Regions from separate parts of the Homo sapiens genome. Here region 2 is linked to region 1. The links are chromatin loops, found by intact Hi-C in ENCODE. Cell type or tissue: heart right ventricle. All regions are shown on one strand.

Region 1 (5,000 bases):
GCACACCACCATGCCTGGGTAATTTTTGTATTTTTTATAGAGACGGGGTGACGCCATATTGCTCAGCCAGGTCTCGAACTCCTGGGCTTGAGTGGATCCGCCTACCTTGGCCTTCCAAAGTGCTGGGATTAGGGCACCTGGCCCTAATTATTGTTTCTTAATTGGTTTTGCTGTTCTGAGGGAGAGGACTCCAACTAGGAAAATAGTGAGAACAAAATCAAAAGGAATACAGCAAGGAAAGGCCACGTGGAGGACACTTACAGATACCAAGCACCAGGTCAGCCTGTACCTGGACTTCCTTCAGAGTTGATCCATCCCACTGTTGTTGGTGGAGTATGCAATCTGATGTGGCTGCCTCACAAGCTCTTTGCCCAGGGACAGTACCATAAACTAACCTTCAGGAAATCCTGATAGAAATTTTCACTAGCATTTGAGAAAAGGTCCCAGGCAGCTGTTGCTTTTGGACTCCAAAACTAAATATACATTACTTTTCTCATAACTTACCTGCTTCTAAATCATCTTCATCCAGTTCTGGGGTGCCATAACTGCGACTCAGTGCTTCTTGGATTTCATTTGCATCTTCCATCATATCCTCTAGCTGGTCTTGTAAATCCTACGGAAATATATATGAGAGGATTTTCTCTCATTTACCATTTTCTTTTAACTACCCTTTTCCCCTACATTCTCCTTTGAATCTAGACATGAGCAATTTTTAAAAAGATAATGTATATAAAATGCCAAGCACATAAACAGTTCTCAACAACTGTTAGTTCACCTCCCCTATCCCAGTCTTTGGCTAGCAATTTTTTAATGTTAACAACTGAGCAGACACTCCTCTAAAGGACAGGTTCAAGTAACTCTTAAAACATCCCTTCTAATTAAAAGTATGAGAGAATGCTTAAAGAATTAAAAACCATAAGCCCAAAGACCTCCTCTAACAATAATTATGAATGTTACTGACCCACATAATCCCTTGCCTATTTTTGGTGGCAAAATGTGAACTTAAAGAATAGAATTGATGATCTCTCATTTTATTTTTTACTTTATTTATTTATTTATTGAGATGGAGTCTCGCTTTGTCACCCAGGCTGGAGTGCAATGGTGCAATCTCAGCTCACTGCAACCTTCACTTCCCGGGTTCAAGTGATTCTCCTGCCTCAGCCTCCAAATAGCTGACATTACAAGTGTGCACCACCACGCCTAGCTAATTTTTGTATTTTCAGTAGAGGTGGGGTTTTGCCATGTTGGTTAGGCTGGTCTCAAACTCCTGACCTCAGGTGATCTGCCCACCTCAGCCTCCCAAAGTGCTGGGATTATAGGCATGAGCTACTGTGCCCGGCTGGATTTGATTTTAAAGTGCCTCATGGAAGCCCAAAGTCCTATGTGAGAATAGATGATTGTCAGCTGTCTACTATTACAGAAAGTTTTACTTGAAACATTAAATCAAGCAATTATCTTGATCTAAACTGTCAATCATTTTCTAGTTAATGAAGACAGGGAGGTTACTGAGACAAGCAAATTATTCTTCTCAAGTCAGCGAAAGACAGATTACACTGTGTAGAGAAAGGAGGCAAGAGTAGAAACAACTGAAGTGGTACAAAAAGTGAGTTGTACATGGGCCCACCCTGGATGGAGAATCAGAAAGGGAATCAGGATAGGTGTCACAGCCAAGACAAGGCTGGTGAAAAAAATGGACCAAGGGCATAAACCCTGTGTGAATAATCTACCTGTGCTTAACTGGGAGATTACTACAAGGCTAAAAATGCAGTTGTCCCTTGGTACACGCAAGGGATTGGTTCCAGGATGTCTGTCTATACCAAAATCTGCCCACACCCAAGTCCCCAGTTGGTCCTCCATATGGGTGGTTTCGCATCCTGCAAACACTATATTTTCGATCCTCGTTTGGTTGAAAAATATCTGCATATAAGTGACTCGTGCAGTTCAAACTGCATTTGCTGTTCAAGGGTAAACTGTAATATGAAACCAATCTAAGAAGTGGTATAGCATAACAAAGGGCAGCTGGTATAATGGTTAGGAGTGAGACTCTGGAGTCAGATATACCCAAGTTCAATTTTGCCATTACTCAATGAGAAGTAATGTCTCTAAGCCTTATTTTCCTCATCTGTAAAATGGAATTATTAATAGCCATATCTGGCCAGGCGCGGTGGCTCATGCCTGTAATCCTAGCACTTCAGGAGGCCAAAGTGGGTGGATTGCCTGAACTCAGGAGTTCGCAACCAGTCTGGGCAACATGGTGAAACCCCATCTCTACTAAAATACAAAAAATTAGCCAGGCATGGTGGCATGCGCCTGTAATCCCAGCTACCCGGGAGGCTGAGGCAGGAAAATCGTTTGAACCCAGGAGGCAGAGGTTGCAGTGAGCCGAGATCGCGCCACCGCACTCTAGCCTGGGCGACAGAGCGAGACTCTGTTTCAAAAATAAATAAATAAATAAAATAGCCATATCTCACTGGGGTTATTGTAAGGATTTATTGCAATAATATATGTAAAACACTAAGCACCTAATACTATATATATTTTACTGTGTTAATTATGTGCGGAACAACAATACACTCTTCATATACTAAAATTCCACACAGACAGGAACAGAACTAGTGTTGATAAAGCAAAAGGACCAAATCAGCACCATTTATCCTTCAGAATTTCTAAAGCAATGCAAGACATTTGAAAATTCTGCTGGGTGCAGTAGCTTATGCCTGTAATCCAAGCACTCTGGGAGGCAAAAGAGGGCGGATCACTTGAGCTCAGGAGTTTGGGACCAACCTGGGGAACATGGCAAAACCTCATCTCCACAAAAAAATACAAAAATTAGCTGGGCATGGTGCATGCTTGTAGTCTCAGCTACTCAGGAGACTGAAGTAGAAGGATGGCTTGAGCCTGGGAGGCAGAGGTTGCGGTGAGCTGAGACTGAGTCACTATAATCCAGCCTAGGCAACAGCAAAAAAAAAAGAAAAAAGAAAATTCCTTCCTGGCCCCCATAAAGGTGAAAGGTGAAAAGGGTAGTAAAATGGAGGGGAAATTTTTTTTTTAAACTTTGATTTTCTGTATTTCCAAGTACCAAACTGCCAAATTATATGCATATTTAACACTCTGCTACACAGAGAAGCACTGGCTGAGTAATAATTAAAGACAATGAAAATAACATAGAGAAAGCTAATCAAGTCAAGCTTATACAATAGTATTACACATCAAGACACATCTTCCCGGATCATCTATGAATAGGATTCCTAGCAAGACTCCAGGATAGACACAGAAAAAATTTATCCCACAAACCATTAACTGGTTCTCTATTGTATAAACAAACAAAAGCAATATAAAAAAAAAAAGCACTAAGCTAAAAAGAACATTGACAAAGTGATATGCAGCAACTGAAAAAGCAGAAGAAAAACAGACCTACACACACACAACAGCAAAATAAAAAGTTAAAGCTATAAAACAATGAAAATATTTTCTAAGTAAAGCATTTTAGGAAAATAAATCTGACCAAAAAATTCGATCTAACCAAAGACACATACACACCAAAAGAGTTAAAGGGGCTCTCCACCTGTCATGCTGGCAATCTATTGGAGGACAGGAAAAGGATAATTAGGCAGGGAGACAGACAGACAACCACAGGTGAAAGACGAAGAGACATACAAAGCATTCACCAAGACCAAAGTTTCTCTTTTGTTCCTATTAAATAGCTTTAATTAAAACACAAGGAACCCTAAAAGCAGAAAATACCATTGCATTTCATTATATTTTAATGGCAAATGATATTATACAAAAAAAAAAATGGCTGGGAGTGGTGGCTCATACCTGTAATCCCAGCACTTTGGGAGGCCGAGGTGGGCGGATCACTTGAGGTCAGGAGTTTGAGACTAGCCTGGCCAACATGGCGAAACCCCATCTCTACTAAAAAAATACAAAAATTAGCTGGGTGTGGTGGCAGGCACCTGTAATCCCAGCTATCTGGAAGGCTGAGGCAGGAGAATTGCTTGAACCCAGGAGGCGGAGGTTGCAGTGAGCCGAGATCACACTGCACTCCAGCCTTGGTGACAGAACGAGACTCTGTCTCAACAACAACAACAAAAAAAGACAAGCATATACAGAACACTTTCATCAGTGAAGCTCTTAGAGAGTATCACAAAGTTTAATTCCATGTATGCAAACATTTGTGGAGGATTAGAGACAGACAAAGGCAACCTAAGAGGGATGCTTGAAAAAATAAGAGAGGGGAGGAATGCCTTCACTCTTTTATTTTTTTTTGAGACGGAGTCTTGCTCTGTCGCCCAGGCTGGAGTGCAGTGGCGCAATCTTGGCTCACTGCAAGCTCTGCTCTCGGGTTGCCATTCTCCTGCCTCAGCCTCCCGAACAGCTGGGACTACAGGCACACACCACCATGCTCGGCTAATTTTTTGTATTTTTGGTAGAGACAGGGTTTCACCGTGTTAGCCAGGATGGTCTTGATCTCCTGACCTCATGATCCACCCGCCTCGGCCTCCCAAAGTGCTGGGATTACAGGAGTGAGCCACCATGCCCAGCCTGCCTTCACTCTTACTAAAGATCAGCTTTATGAGAGAATATCTTTGCAGAGGCAATAAAATGCCTGGTATTTTAACAAACACTGCTTGAATCAGGCTGTACTGCTTTCTCTCTTTTTTTTTTTTTTTTTGCTTTATCTCCCTTTATAGCCTCTGATTCATCAACCAGCAAATACTTTCTGAGCACCAACCATGGCAGGGCATTGTTATGGGCACTGGGGACACAGTAGTGAACAAAATCAAGTCCCTGCATTCAAGGAAATGGACATTCTAGTCAGGGGGGTAAAGGTCAAGAGCGCCATTTTATATGCAGAAAGGAAGCCTCTCTCCTCTGACCAGTCACCACTCACTCCCTCTGCTATCTCTTCTTGCCACCTGGGCTGTTCATCTGACAGCTGAGAGCTGCCAAGCTCTTAGGGCTCATCTCCCTGGTCAAAACCCAATTCCAATAAGAAA
Region 2 (5,000 bases), 55 kb before region 1:
CATTTAATGCAGGGACAAACGGCTCTACACACTTCAGAGCACACCTGATAATATCACAAAACTACAGCAAAGTGAAATAAAGCAGGATCTTTGGTTTGGCCTCTAAAGTTTGGTTTCCACTACATGTGAGTGGTCTAAAAGGTCTATCACGTAATTTTGCTAAGGCATGATCCTAAAAATCGTGTGTAGTGATGATGGTGTGTGGGAAGGAAGTCAGTCACTTGGGGTAGAATGAGTCTGGCTAGCTGCCCGGCTTCTACATCTGATTTTGGCTTTGATGTCATTTACAGGTTGCCATGTACTCAGAAATGAGAAAAATGACTTTAAAAGTCCCCTCTTCGTAAAAATTATCCTGAAAAAAAAAAAAAAAGCAGCTACTGAAGTTGATAACAGATGTGAAGAAGTCTAAGCAATAAAAGGTTCTTGGCTGGAAAATATACATTTCAGATAAAAAATGAGGTGTCTGGGATTGATGATATGAAAAAGTTCCCTATATGCTCTCTACAGATATAAAGCAAAAGTGACTCATGAAACTGAGTTAATGCTCCCATCAGTGAACACTGGATTATATGGAAGAAATGATATGCAGGAGTGGTTATCTACAATTGTCAGGAAAGGCAGAACTCCCATAAATTCCTGCACATGAATTACCATAAAGACTTAAATATAGCATGCTTTATGAAGACATAGACACAGCATACATTTATCAGAATCCCACCAAAGTGATGAAATGAAAACAACCTTTGAAGTTTTAAGAAATGTTTTATTTATCTAGAAAACTCACTTCTGTGGAAAAGCCCATTCCATTACCAAAACCATGTCATGAAAAATCCATATTCATGAAAAATCTAGTTAAACAATGAGGTGATAATTATCAGCTTATTTTTTTTATTTTTTTTTTGAGACAGTCTTGCTCTGTTGCCCTGGCTGGAGCGCAGTGGTGCAATCTCGGTTCACTGCAAGCTCCACTTCCTGGGTTCACACCATTCTCCTGCCTCAGCCTCCCGAGTAGCTGGGACTACAGGCGCCCACCACCGTGCCTGGCTAATTTTTTGTATTTTTAGTAGAGACGGGGTTTCACCATGGTCTCAATCTCCTGACCTCATGATCCGCCCACCTCAGCCTCCCAAAGTGCTGGGATTACAGGCGTGAGCCACCACACCCAGCCAATTATCAGCTTTTTGAAGAGTTTTTTTTTTACTTTGTCAAACAGGTTTAACAGAGTTTGTATTGACAGTGAGCTCCTCCTGCAATTTAAGGACTTCTACTTGCAAAAATTCAACTTACACATAGCTTTTCAAGAATACACTCACTGCCATGGAGTCCACTATTAGAGGGAGTGAGGACAAAGAGTCAATGAGAAGCAAGAAAACGTAGAGATAGAAAGAGGGATTGTGGGAGAATGAAGAAAACTGACAGCAGCCACTTCCAGCTTACATGTCCCAACCCTGCTTACAATTTTCAGTCACACAGATCACAAAGAGCATCTCTGGGCATTACTAAATTTATGATTGCCAAATCACAGCATCTCAGTCTTTAATACAGTATTTACAAAGTACAAAAGTGGTCCCATACCTGACATTCAAAAATGCCTCTGTTATCCTATGTATATTGTAATTTCTTTCAGGAAAAAACCCATATATGATTACACAACTTTTGTAACATGTAAATTATACTACTTTTCCCTTTTTTCTGAAGTTTTCCTATTAAACTAGCTTCCCATTTATGGACTATATCCTCAGAATTATTCGCAAGTCAGATGCTGCCAGACCCTGCATTGTGTTTAACAGAACCAACGGTTCACAATTCTGTCTCCACCCTGGCTTGTACTCTACTGGGACAAATGTTGATATACACTAAAATGACTAAGTAGGTCAAAGAGCAGGATAAATCAACACTCAGTGTGTTCCCCAAGCTGAATCACCCGAAGACTTTTTATAACATAAAGTCTGATGAAAACTATCCAAGGTAGGCTGGGCACAGTGGCTCACGTCTGTAATCCCAGCATTTTGGGAGGCTGAGGCGGGTAGATTACCTGAGGTCAGGAGTTCAAGACCAGCCTGGCCAACATGGTGAAACCCCACCTCTACTAAAAATACAAAAATTAGCCAGGAGTGGTGGTGCACACCTGTAATCCCAGCACTTTGGGAGGCTGAGGCAGGAGGATCACTTGAGGTCAGGAGTTTGAGACCAGCCTGGCCAACATGGCAAAATCCCGTCTCTACTAAAAATACAAAAATTAGCCGGGTGTGATGGCATGCACCTGTAATTCCAGCTACTCCAGAGGCTAAGGCATAAGAATCACTTGAATCTGGGAGGTGGAGGCTGCAGTGAGCCAAGACTGCGCCTCTGCACTCCATCCTGGGTGATGGAGTGAGACTCTGTCTCAAAATAAATAAATAAAATTAAAAAAAAAAAAAGAAAAATAAAAACCATCCAGGCTTTCACCAGAAAGTAGAAACTGACAAAACAGATGTACAGTGAAGAATTAAACCTTACTTAAAGAGAGTCTGGCCTTTGTGCTTGGCTTCTGAGAGGTAATCTCTAAGCCTAGTGGAATGCCATGCCTGATATAAGTGTCATTGTTTGCCTGGAGTCTTGAGTCACTGGATAGTCCAATTACGTGATTTAGGAGCAGGCTGGCCACACTGGATAGTTTTAGGGCAGGGGTTTTGGGTCACATGGTATCGGTACACCTCGGGAGAGACTGGAGACTGAGATTAGCCACATGGGCAGTCAACTATGATTGCACAATAGAGCACCAATAAAAACTGAACACACAGGTCTGGGTGAACTTTCCTGGTTGGCAATATTCCATGTATGCTGGCACACACTGAAGCGGAGAGAGTAATACTTTCCTGACTCCACAGGGAAAGGACAAATGAAGTTCCACCTTTGGTATTTTTTTGGACTCTGTCCTACATACTTCTTCCCTTGGCTGATTTAATCTGTATCCTTTTCCTTGTAATAAAACTGTAACCTCCTTGTAGTAAAGCTCTAACCATGAGTGTAACCACCAGCAAGTTCGGTGAGTCCTTTTATCAAATTATCAAGCCTCGCAGGTGGTCTTAGGGACCACTGAACTTTCAATTGGTATCAAAAGTTGGTGCCACAAGTGGGTGGTCATATGGACTGTGTTTCCTCTAACTTCTTAGTTGGCTGACTCCTTGCAACAGTGCTACTGTTCCCCTTTTCAGACTATCACACCTGTATTTGGTAGAGTGATCTGTATATTTGCCTTATCCCACTATAGGCCTCTGGACCTTGAGTGCCACAACCACTTCCCATACCTAATCTACTGAGGTTATTTTGATTCCTCCCCTCCCATAATCACCATTTTAAAGAAAACATTGATGGCAACAACTCTAGCATTGTTTAGGATTTACCTTTGTTCTGAAAGAGCATCTGCAGGAAATAACTGATGTGCGAGAGCATGGTCCACAGTCTCCTTCATGGCAGAGCTTTTCACAGGTATGAATGAAATCTTTAATAAAAACGAAAAGAGCTGGAAATGAAAACTGCAACTACTCATTTTCATACTCCCAAATTTGCTAGCCACACTGGTCTTCCCCTCCATGCCCTGCAACTCCAGAATCAGAGTTGAGGGAAGTATGCAGTCAATGCTTCTTCCCTATCTTCCCTTCATCTGGCAGACTGGGCCTTTTCTGACAACTTCAGGGCCCAGCTTAGACACTGGAATATGCTTTAAAGTATACGACGATTTGCCTAAGTCAAAAAAAGGCCAAGTGTGGTGGCTCATGCCTATAATTCCAGCACTTTGAGAGGCTGAGGTGGGAGGATCGCTTGACCCCAGGAGCTCGAGATCACCTGGGAACATGGTGAAACCCTGTGTCTACCAAAAAAAAAAAAAGCACAAAAACAAGAAATTAGCCAGGAGTGGTGATGCAGGCCTACAGTCCCAGCTACTCAGGAGTCTGAGGTGGGAAAATCTCCTGAGCATGGGACGTTGAGGCTACAGTGAACTGTGATCGCACCACTGAACTCCAGTCTAGGTGACAGAGCAAGACCCTGTTTCAAAACAAATAACAAAAACACAGAATAAATCTTCTTTTTCCTCAGGCCCCACATCTCCAGTGTAGACTTGAATCTCCCTAAAACTGTAGCCATGGATGACTTTAGTGGAATGCTGTCGACTCTGAAAGTCATCTGGGGATTATAAATAATCAGAAGCCATGATCCACAGTCTGACTGACTAGAGCTCTGTGAATGTCTGGTGGTGCCTGCATCCATGCTGCTAAACTAGGTTTAGGACAAGTCCTGTTTCCAGGACCCTATGGGGATCACCTGGGGTCTCTTATGGCTACTGTTTACATGGTGTACTTTTTCTATTCTTTAACTTTCAGCCTCATTGTATCTTTGACTATAAAGATTGTCTCCATGGCCTGGTGCGGTGGCTCACGCCTGTAATCCCAGCACTTTGGGAGACCGAGGTGGGCAGATCATGAGGTCAGGAGTTTGAGACCAGCCTGACCAACATGGTGAAACCCTGTCTCTACTAAAAATACAAAAAAATTAGCCAGGCGTGGTGGCGCCCACCTGTAATCCCAGCGACTCAGGAGGCTGAGGCAGGAGAATCGCTTGAACCTGGGAGGCGGAGGTTGCAGTGAGCCAAGATCATGCCACTGCACTCCAGCCTGGGCAACAGAGCAAGACTCCATCTCAAGAGAGCATATAGTTGGATCTTGTTTTTTAAATCCAGTCTAAAAAATTTCTGCTTTTGGCTGGGTGCAGTGGCTCATGCCTGTAATCCCAGCACTTTGAGAAGCCAAGGTGGGAGGACTGCTTGAGCCTAGGAGTTCGGGATCAGCCCAGGAAATAGAGTGAGATTCCACCTCTATAAAAAATAAATAAATCAAAACTCAAAAATATCTGCTTTTGCTCAATCCATTCACATTTAATGTTACTGTTATAGCTGGATTTATGTTCGTCTTTTTTAGTTTTCTGTAAGTCTCATGTCTTTTTTGTTATTCTAATACTCC

The links. Hi-C counts contacts between places; a loop is a spot of excess contacts. Peaks named below come from ENCODE experiments on the same cell type or tissue, not always from the same donor. Only the 100,000 strongest peaks of a DNase experiment are listed, where the experiment ranks them.
Region 2: it touches region 1 in a loop (5-fold over the local background); 13 of 110 quality-filtered maps call a loop at or near these places.

The regions. Positions count from the first base shown.
Region 1 is chr9:33,272,069-33,277,068 of GRCh38, reverse strand. It overlaps CHMP5 (charged multivesicular body protein 5), which reads right to left. Exons shown (of 8, transcript NM_016410.6): 6 at 505-613. Among named protein-coding and RNA genes, the nearest start is that of CHMP5, 9.5 kb to the right of the region's middle. In heart right ventricle, no CTCF peak of the experiment used is centred here; no DNase peak of the experiment used is centred here.
Region 2 is chr9:33,327,065-33,332,064 of GRCh38, reverse strand. It overlaps NFX1 (nuclear transcription factor, X-box binding 1), which reads right to left. Exons shown (of 24, transcript NM_002504.6): 10 at 3,387-3,484. Among named protein-coding and RNA genes, the nearest start is that of NFX1, 39 kb to the right of the region's middle. In heart right ventricle, no CTCF peak of the experiment used is centred here; a DNase peak (open chromatin) is centred at 2,754; H3K27ac peaks cover 3,229 bases.